Regions from separate parts of the Homo sapiens genome. Here region 1 is linked to region 2. A link is an interaction called in ENCODE POLR2A ChIA-PET data of the cell type or tissue named here. Cell type or tissue: HepG2. All regions are shown on one strand.

Evidence for each region. ChIA-PET counts read pairs that join two places held together with the same protein. Peaks named below come from ENCODE experiments on the same cell type or tissue, not always from the same donor. Only the 100,000 strongest peaks of a DNase experiment are listed, where the experiment ranks them.
Region 1: POLR2A ChIA-PET joins it to region 2 with 5 read pairs; 4 of 35 experiments call an interaction of 5 or more read pairs at or near these places.

The regions. Positions count from the first base shown.
Region 1 is chr2:20,415,411-20,419,410 of GRCh38, reverse strand. LOC105373465 (a long non-coding RNA gene) reads left to right here. Exons shown (of 5, transcript XR_001739317.2): 3 at 524-800; 4 at 3,347-3,443. Among named protein-coding and RNA genes, the nearest start is that of RHOB, 30 kb to the left of the region's middle. In HepG2, no CTCF peak of the experiment used is centred here; DNase peaks (open chromatin) are centred at 260 and 1,970; H3K4me3 peaks cover 1,329 bases.
Region 2 is chr2:20,523,335-20,527,334 of GRCh38, reverse strand. It overlaps LOC102724948 (a long non-coding RNA gene), which reads left to right. Exons shown (of 3, transcript XR_939794.3): 3 at 864-1,169. Among named protein-coding and RNA genes, the nearest start is that of HS1BP3-IT1, 67 kb to the left of the region's middle. RefSeq lists an enhancer at 2,052-2,351. In HepG2, a CTCF peak has its summit at 1,968 (motif pointing right); a DNase peak (open chromatin) is centred at 1,864; H3K4me3 peaks cover 535 bases.

The DNA.
Region 1 (4,000 bases), 110 kb after region 2:
CTGTCTCTCAGGCAATTCCTAGAGCTGTGGGAGGGCCCAGGACATGCCCACACCCAGCCACAGTGAGAATGAGGCTGGTTGCTCCTCACTTCTGTTAAATCAAACTAAATTTGGCCTGAGAAAGCCTCTGTACTCACATACTTGAGTTCTTACTTAGGAACAACAAGCTAACTTAGTACCTAAACAAACTGAAAACTCAACTCAGCAGTATGCTTCTGTAACAATGGCTGAGTCTCAGCCAGTCGCAGGCGGCCAGCTGTTCAGACCTTGTACCAATGAGGAAAACGCTGAGCTGTAACTAACCCAGCTGTTTCTGTAGCTCACAATTCCTGTATGTCACCTTCCTTTTTCTGTCCATAAATCTTATCTGACCATGTAGCAGCCCTGGAGTCTCTGAATCTATTCTGATTCTGGGGGCTATCAAATTCAGAAATCATTTTGGTTGTTTTTTTTCTTTTCTTTTCTTTTTTTTTTCAATTAAACTCTGTTAAATTTAATATGTCTAAAGTTTTTCTTTTAACAGATTTGGTGTCAGAAGTGAGAATACAGAGTAAAACTTCAGCAACCCCCAGGAACACCAGGGAACCAGACCAGATACCTGCGAAGCCAGCTGTGCCCACTGATTTCTTGTTTGTAACTGGAGGTCGTGGCTGAATTTTCTCTCAGATTCCAAGATCCAAGAATTTGTGTTCTCAGCTCTCCAAGTTTGTTTGAGCAATCTTTGGACTGGGCTGGGTTTGGGATTGGATTGGATTCAATAATCAACCGGATTAGATTCAGTTAGAGGCTGAGGGCCTCAGGTGGGTACCTTTTTGGTAATGAGTTCATCTCAATTCAAAGAGCCTGGGACTCCACATTCTGGGACTCCAGCTACTTTTATGTATAAAATTATGGGCCCAGAACATGTGCATTTTCAGAAAAAATGGGTTAACCTCACTGAGACAACTTAGAAAAGATAATGGGGAAGTTTTAATTTGGTTAAAATTATTTATTTGCAAGTCATATGAGAAAAAAGGAATCAGAATCCCACATAAAAACAATAGTATGTATCCTTTAATTAGTATAGGAAGATCTAAAAGACTGAACAAATCAAAAATTGCATCCGTAAAAGATTCTTTGCAAAAAGCAAGTGAAAATCTTAAACAACAGACTAAGGACATCATAAAAGAGGACTAAGGCCGAGCACAGTGGCTCATGTCTGTAATCCCAGCACTTTGGAAGGTCAAGGTGGGAAAATTGCTTGAGTCCAGGAGTTCGAGACCAGCATGGGCAACATAGTGAGACCTCATCTCTACAAAAACATAAACAAAATTAGCCAGGTATAGTGGTTTACACCTGTAGTCCTAGCTACTTGGGAGGCTGAGGTGGGAAGATTGCTTGAGCCCAGGAGGTTGAGGCTTCAGTGAGCCAAGATTGCACCACTACACTCCAGTCTGAGCAACAGAGTGAGATCCTGTCTCAAAATAATCATTAATAGTAATAACAATAAATTACAATAAATTATTTTTGTTGTTGTTTTTTTGAGATGGAGTTTTGCTTTTGTTGCCCAGGCTGGATGGAGTGCAGTGGCACGATCTCAGTTCACCACAACCTCTGCCTTCCGGGTTCAAGCAATTCTCCTGCCTCAGCCTCCCTAGTGGGCTGGGATTACAGGTGCATGCCACCATGCCTGGCTAATTTTATATTTTTAGTAGAGATGGGGTTTCACCATGTTGGTCAGACTGGTCTCAAACTCCCGACCTCAGGTGATCCACCTGCCTCAGCCTCCCAAATTGTTGGGATTACAGGCGTGAGCCACCACGCCCGGCCTATAATAAATTAATTTTTAAACTTTCCACTGGTAAGATACTTTGAAAAGAAACAAGGACTATGTTCTTACTGAACTAACCACAACTGTTTATTCTCTTTATCCATCCCCAACTAAATATTCTGAGTCCACTAACCTTGCTAAATTACCCTTTCACCCTGAAGAATATTGACAAAAGAGAAGGCAAACAGATGTCTTTACAAAGTAAGACCTCTGATCAGCCAGGCCTTCCTGCTGTAACCACTTTAACTCCATGATCTAAAATTGAGCTTAGAGCCATTGTAAAAGACTTCCCTGATGCAAGGAGAAACCCTCAAAAATTTACTGAGGAATTTAGAATCTTCCTAGGAATGGAGGATCCAGGACTCCTTGACCTTTACCAATTTATTCACATGATATTGGGACCTGGCAAATGGATGCCAGCAACAGAATGGAACACACATGAGGAGGATATTAAAGACCCCTCCAAGACCTCCTCATGGGAAGGGCCAAAAGGAGCATGAAAAAATGCTGAACCCCTTCTAGATTCAATTTCTAAGATTTTTCACACATTTTTGTCTTCTGGTTTGCATGATGGACCAATCACATTCACCAAAAATTGATTGGTCCATGATGCAATCCTGCAGACAAGAAAAAAAAAAGATGAACCAGTTTCACATTATAGAACTCACTTAGAAACACTATTTCAGAAACATTCTGGGCTCAACATATGGCAAGGAGCATTTCCTGCAGAGACTGAAACGGCATAAACTGTTCTATTTATAAGCAGATTTTGTCCTGAACTTAGCAGTTTAATTAAAAAACATAAACCTAGATGGGAAGTGACAGATATGACTGAATTGGTGGCTGTAGCTGAACATTTTGAAAGGGCTCTACAGGAAGAAAAAACCCAAAGATTAACAAGCCTATGTCCCTTCAACCTTCAAAAAGCTGCAACCTGTGAAGTTTTTTCAACCAAGAGGTCCTGAAACAAGAGGTCCCAAAGTATCTCCCTTTATTGCAAATGACTAGAAAAGAGACACTGGAAAAGAAATTCTCCATTTTTCTGACAGTCCACCAATAAGCCTCTTTCCTTTAGGCTAGAGAGAGCCCAAGAGATTTTAGCTCTCGTGATAATTGACCAGACTCTAAGAGAGTCCCCTGATAAAGTGCTGCCCATAACACCTCTAAATAAACATAGAGAAACAAGAGTTAGAATAAAGGAAATCTTGTACAATCCTGGTGGATACCAAAGCCTCCTATCTACCATAAAGCCACTTTAATAGATCAACAAATCGCTGAGAGTAAAAACGTTATGTTTTTTGCTGGGGGTTTTGAATGAAGTTCAAGAGGTTCCTATGTTTGAACTCGTTCAATGGACTTTGGGGCCATTTTCAGAAAAAACATACTTTTGTACTGTGGGATACTACTCCAGTAAACTTCCTAGGGCAAGACTTACTTTCAAAGCTAAAAGAATGCGGGCAAGATGGCGGATAGAAGGCAGGACTAGCTTGCAGCTCCGGCTCAGAGGAGACTCACCTCGTGAACTTTTTCTCCAAGAACTACTGCAGGACCATACCAGAAAAGCTCAGAGAATCCACAGACCCTTAGAAGGAACTAGATCACTGCTGCGGGGCCCCTGAGATGCCGGAAAACTGTGAGTCTGCTTGCTTTCTCAATGGGGAAGCTGGTGGTCTAGGGCAAGTTCTCAGCCCTGGTCACCACCTGTCTGTTAATAGACTCCATGCTGTTGGGGGGCCACAGTGGGAGTGAGACCAGCCTTTAGGACTGCAGGCTGCATGGGAGTGGGGTGAGGTCTGTGATTGCTGGCTTTCCCCCACTTCCCTGGCGACCAGTATGACTCAGGAGAGGCAGACATGCTCCCCATGGGAATACAAATCCATTGGACTGGGAACCACACCCCCATCTCCCACAACAGCCACAGCATGCCCCACCCAAGGAGAGTCTGAGCTCAGACATGCCTATCCCTGCCCCCACCTCGTGGTCTTTCTCCACCCAGCTGGTAGCAGAAGACAAAGATCATAATCTCTTTGGGAGCTCTATGGCCCTGCCCACTGCCTGAGAAACCTGCATACTTAACCAGGTGTCTCTAGGGCAAGTTTACATCCTCCCTATACGATTGCAGCTGATGTGCTCTTGAAAGCCCCACCTCGGGAGGCCGAGGCGGGCGGATCACGAGGTCAGGAGATCGAG
Region 2 (4,000 bases):
ATTCACTCCTCTGAACTATGTCTGACATGTGGTAAGCGTCTTGCATGGCCACTTCATGTACAGGCCCAGGCCCTGGAGCCTCAGCGTGGGCTAGGACCCCAGTCCTGCCACCATCTAGCTGAGCGGCCTTGCAGAAGCTGCATGATCTTCCCCATATCTCACTTTCCTTAGCTAGAAAATGGGATGATTAGGTGCCTGTAGAGCCATTGTTAGGCTTCAATGAGTTAATTCTTGTGAAGTGCTTGGACCCCTGCCCACGACATGATAAGCACTGAGCATGTTAACTATTATAATTTTATCAGTGACACAGGGAAATGAGGATACAAAATAATATGAAGTGAAAAAAAAAAATCAGAAGACAAAATAGCCCAGGCTCTGTTTCCCAGGCCACAAGAGCTGATTCCAGAAGCCTCTGGAGTTGAGCCAAGGAGAGGCAGGGGGCAGGGTGTGCAGAGCCACCCTCGCAGGCCTTTAGCTTCAGTCCTGGGGAAAGCCACACATCCTGGCACTCTGCTTACCGAGGGTGGCTCCCCACCCATCCGCTAAGCCACCACCTGGCCAGGCCTGGGGGCAGGCTCCCGGCTGTAAACCCCAGGGGTCTGAGTGTTGATTCCAAAGCACCTTCACCATTTTCCCCAGGGATGCTGTGGGCTAGAAACTTCTGCCTCAATGTCTCAGAGTTCCTGGGGAGGATCAGATGAGCCCCCAGTCCAGTGAATTCAAACCTTCAAAGTATGGACTTTAATAAGGACCAAAAGTCAGGTTAAAGGGATGTAGTTAGAGTCCCCTATTTGTTGGTTCTTTTTTTTTTCTGCAAATTTTCAAAACACCCCTTTGTGATCTCTTATTTTCTCTGTCCCCAGCTGGATGTGCAGTCTTGAAGGAATCCTACGCTTCATGAATGAGGATTTGACATCTGGCAGAGGTCTTTATGAACACATTTATGATCATCCTTCAAAGCAACCACATGAAATGGGCCAGGGGCTTGTTCTCTTTTAGCAGACAGACGGGTTGAGTCACCACAAGATGCTGTTATGGTTTAAATGTGTGGAGCTATATATATACATACACACATACACATGTATATATCAATCAAGCTATACTTATCCCCAATAACAGAGAGGAAAAATATATTATTAGAATAAGAGCCGCATATTTTGGAAAACTTACCATGTGCCAGAGACTGTTCTAATTATTTTATAAACATGTCTCTTGTGGTTTTCAAGATAACTATAGAAGGTAACTATTATTACTTTTTAACAAATGAAAGCAAACCTCAGGTTAAGTGACTGGCCCAAGGTCACACAGCAAGCAGTGACAGAGCTAAGTTGCGCTGGCTCTAAAGACCATGTGTTATCAACAGCGTCCTCCTGCCTTCTTATGAAATGGAATCCATATCAAACTGCTAAGCTTTGTTTTTAGCAAATAACATGACTGTCTGGGCTGTGGGCTTAAGGAACAGTGAGTTTGGGGGCAAAGGTCACCCTCTAATAGTGCTTCATAATATTTCTCCCAGAGAAAGACTCTGGAGCCAGGCAGATCTGGATCCAGATTCCAGTTCTGCCACTTCCTAGCTGTGTCCTCTCACTGAGCTCTCAGAGGCCTCCTTGGCCCGCATGCTCAGTGGAGTGTCTGGTTGGCCCCGCAGCCCTTGTGTCCAGATCTGCTGGGCGACACAGTGCCTGGCTGTGCCCTGCAGAGGCTTTCCTGTCCCTGGCTCCCATGCTTCCCCTGAGGAGAGCAGGCGATGGGTGTCAGCTTATGTGAGCCCTTTGGTTGCATGGATCGGGTGAAAAACAGACAGAGCTGAAGAATTTGAACTGAGATGTCAATTGTGGAGCAGGATTACTCATAGCAGCCACCGCCCACTAGGCCAGAACACCTTCGTTTAAACAAACCAACATCCCAGGGGACAGTGCCTGTTGAGCAAGCTGCTGAGAGCCCTTCACTAGTGCTGAGTCCTCAGGCCTGCAGGGGACACTCCACATCTGACCCTGCAGGAGAGCGGTGTCCAGGAGCAGGCACCTCAGATCCATCCAAGTCACACAGGGAGGCCAGAAGGGCAGCGGGGACACTGAACGCTCTACACGTCCTGAGGTCCCTGACCTCATAGGCTGGAGGGGAGCATTTGCTTTGTCTTGTGGAAAGTCCCCAAGTGGATGGGCTAACAATCGATTCCAGTTGCACCCACGCTGCTAACTCTGGCCATGTTTCCTATACTTCCGTTCCTGTGATCCATCTCTTGCCCCTTCCAGATCAGACAGTGACCTCCCGGGCCTCCTGGGGATGCAGTTGTCCTCCCTGCACTCAGATCTGGAGCTGCTGCTTCCTAGCGGAGGAGTCAGCCTACCGAGCCAGGCCGTTGTCAAGCCCTGAGCCCTCCCCACTTCCGCCTCTGCCCGCTTTCCTGTCCCAGCTGTGAGCCTCTCCGGGGACTCATTTAAACTGAAGACAATTGCCTCAGATAAAGAACAACTGGCCTCCTCCCTATGTGGCTAAAATTATCAAAAACCGAAGAGGGCGTTGCTGACCTCAGCCTTCCCCAGCCTTTCTCCTGCCTTGGTCCACTTGAATATCCCTCTGGGAGCCTGTGACAGCTGCCTACGTGGGACCCCACACAGAAACGGGGCTGAAGAAGGCAGTCCCAGCCTCGCAAGGCATTCAGTTCCTGCAGTGTCTGCAGCCAAATCCCAAGATAGAGCCAGTCTGCTTGGTTCCCTGGCCCCAGGTTTCTCAGAGCTCCTCCGGCAGCCCAGGAGGCTGAGCTGCACTGCCTGCATTTCCTGGCTTCACATCACGTACACATAGAGCTTGGGGCCCGGGCAACCATGGCATGGAAGCCCAGACCACCTAAATTCTTCCTTAGGACCACCAGTGCCATTGCCTCAGCCATAACCCCCTGAGACTCCTCGCGGACCAGCATGGCGACTGGTCCCACAACCATCTCCATGCCTGCTTCCTCTTCCCCATTCAAGCTTCTCAACATCTGTCATTCTTGGTGTTAGCTATATCCCAGCTCCTGTATTATTCCATTGCATCCAGAATGCTTTGAGGAAGGAATGTCATAGACCCCCTTTTTTAACCCCCTCTTCCCAGAGAGATGTGCTCAGGAATAGGTGCCCAACAGGAAGTATTTGATTGAGAGCTTATTTGTCCCTCCAGGAGATATTCAAGGAGAGCCCCCATCCAGACCCCAAGCGAGAAGAGCTACCGTGTCTCACAGGGCCCACAGCCCATCACCCACATCATCCCACGGAGGGCGGGGATTATGCCCAGTGTGCAGAAGGGTTGACAAAGGCCAGGTAGGGGAAGTGGCTGGCTCTGCTTACATGGACCCAAGACTCACTCCAGAACCCCTGACCTTCCGCTGAAGGATCTTTGCACCAACTCTCCTGGCCCCAGTGGGTCTGGCTCACCAGAAGTTAGGCCTGGAAGGGAGGAGGCTGGGTGGGGGGACATAGAAGGCAAAAGCAGCAGTGTCCTCACATGGAACTGTTCCTCCAGGTCCTTTCCCTGGGACCCCTCCCTGGAGAGCTCTCCCTGCTCTCTCTGGCTTCCTTTCCCTTCTGTCAACCCTAATAGCATAGGTTTTGGTGTCAGGCAGTCCTGCGTTGGAATCTCAGATTCCCAGGGACAGTCATGATTTATACGTGTTGTCCCGGTATACTAATACATCAAGGCTCCTTGTCACCCTCAAACATGCGCATTAGGACCATGCATCATGTGTCCCGCTTACAAAGACAGAAGGCAAGGTCTGTGGACAGCTGGAGGATGACCTAGTTAGGGAGCCTCTAGGAACCCATCTAGTTCTGCGATGGAGGGGAACAGAGAATGGGGTGTTTCCCTGATGACCCTGCTGTGGAGGAGCTGGCTGCTTCTGCAGGGAGATGCTGCAGCCCCAGAAGGAAGCCCTGGCCATGTGTCTCAAGTTGCTTTGCAAAACAAGCACCAGGAAAGAAAAACAGCATCTATATTTCCCTGAGGTGGGCCAGCATCCAGA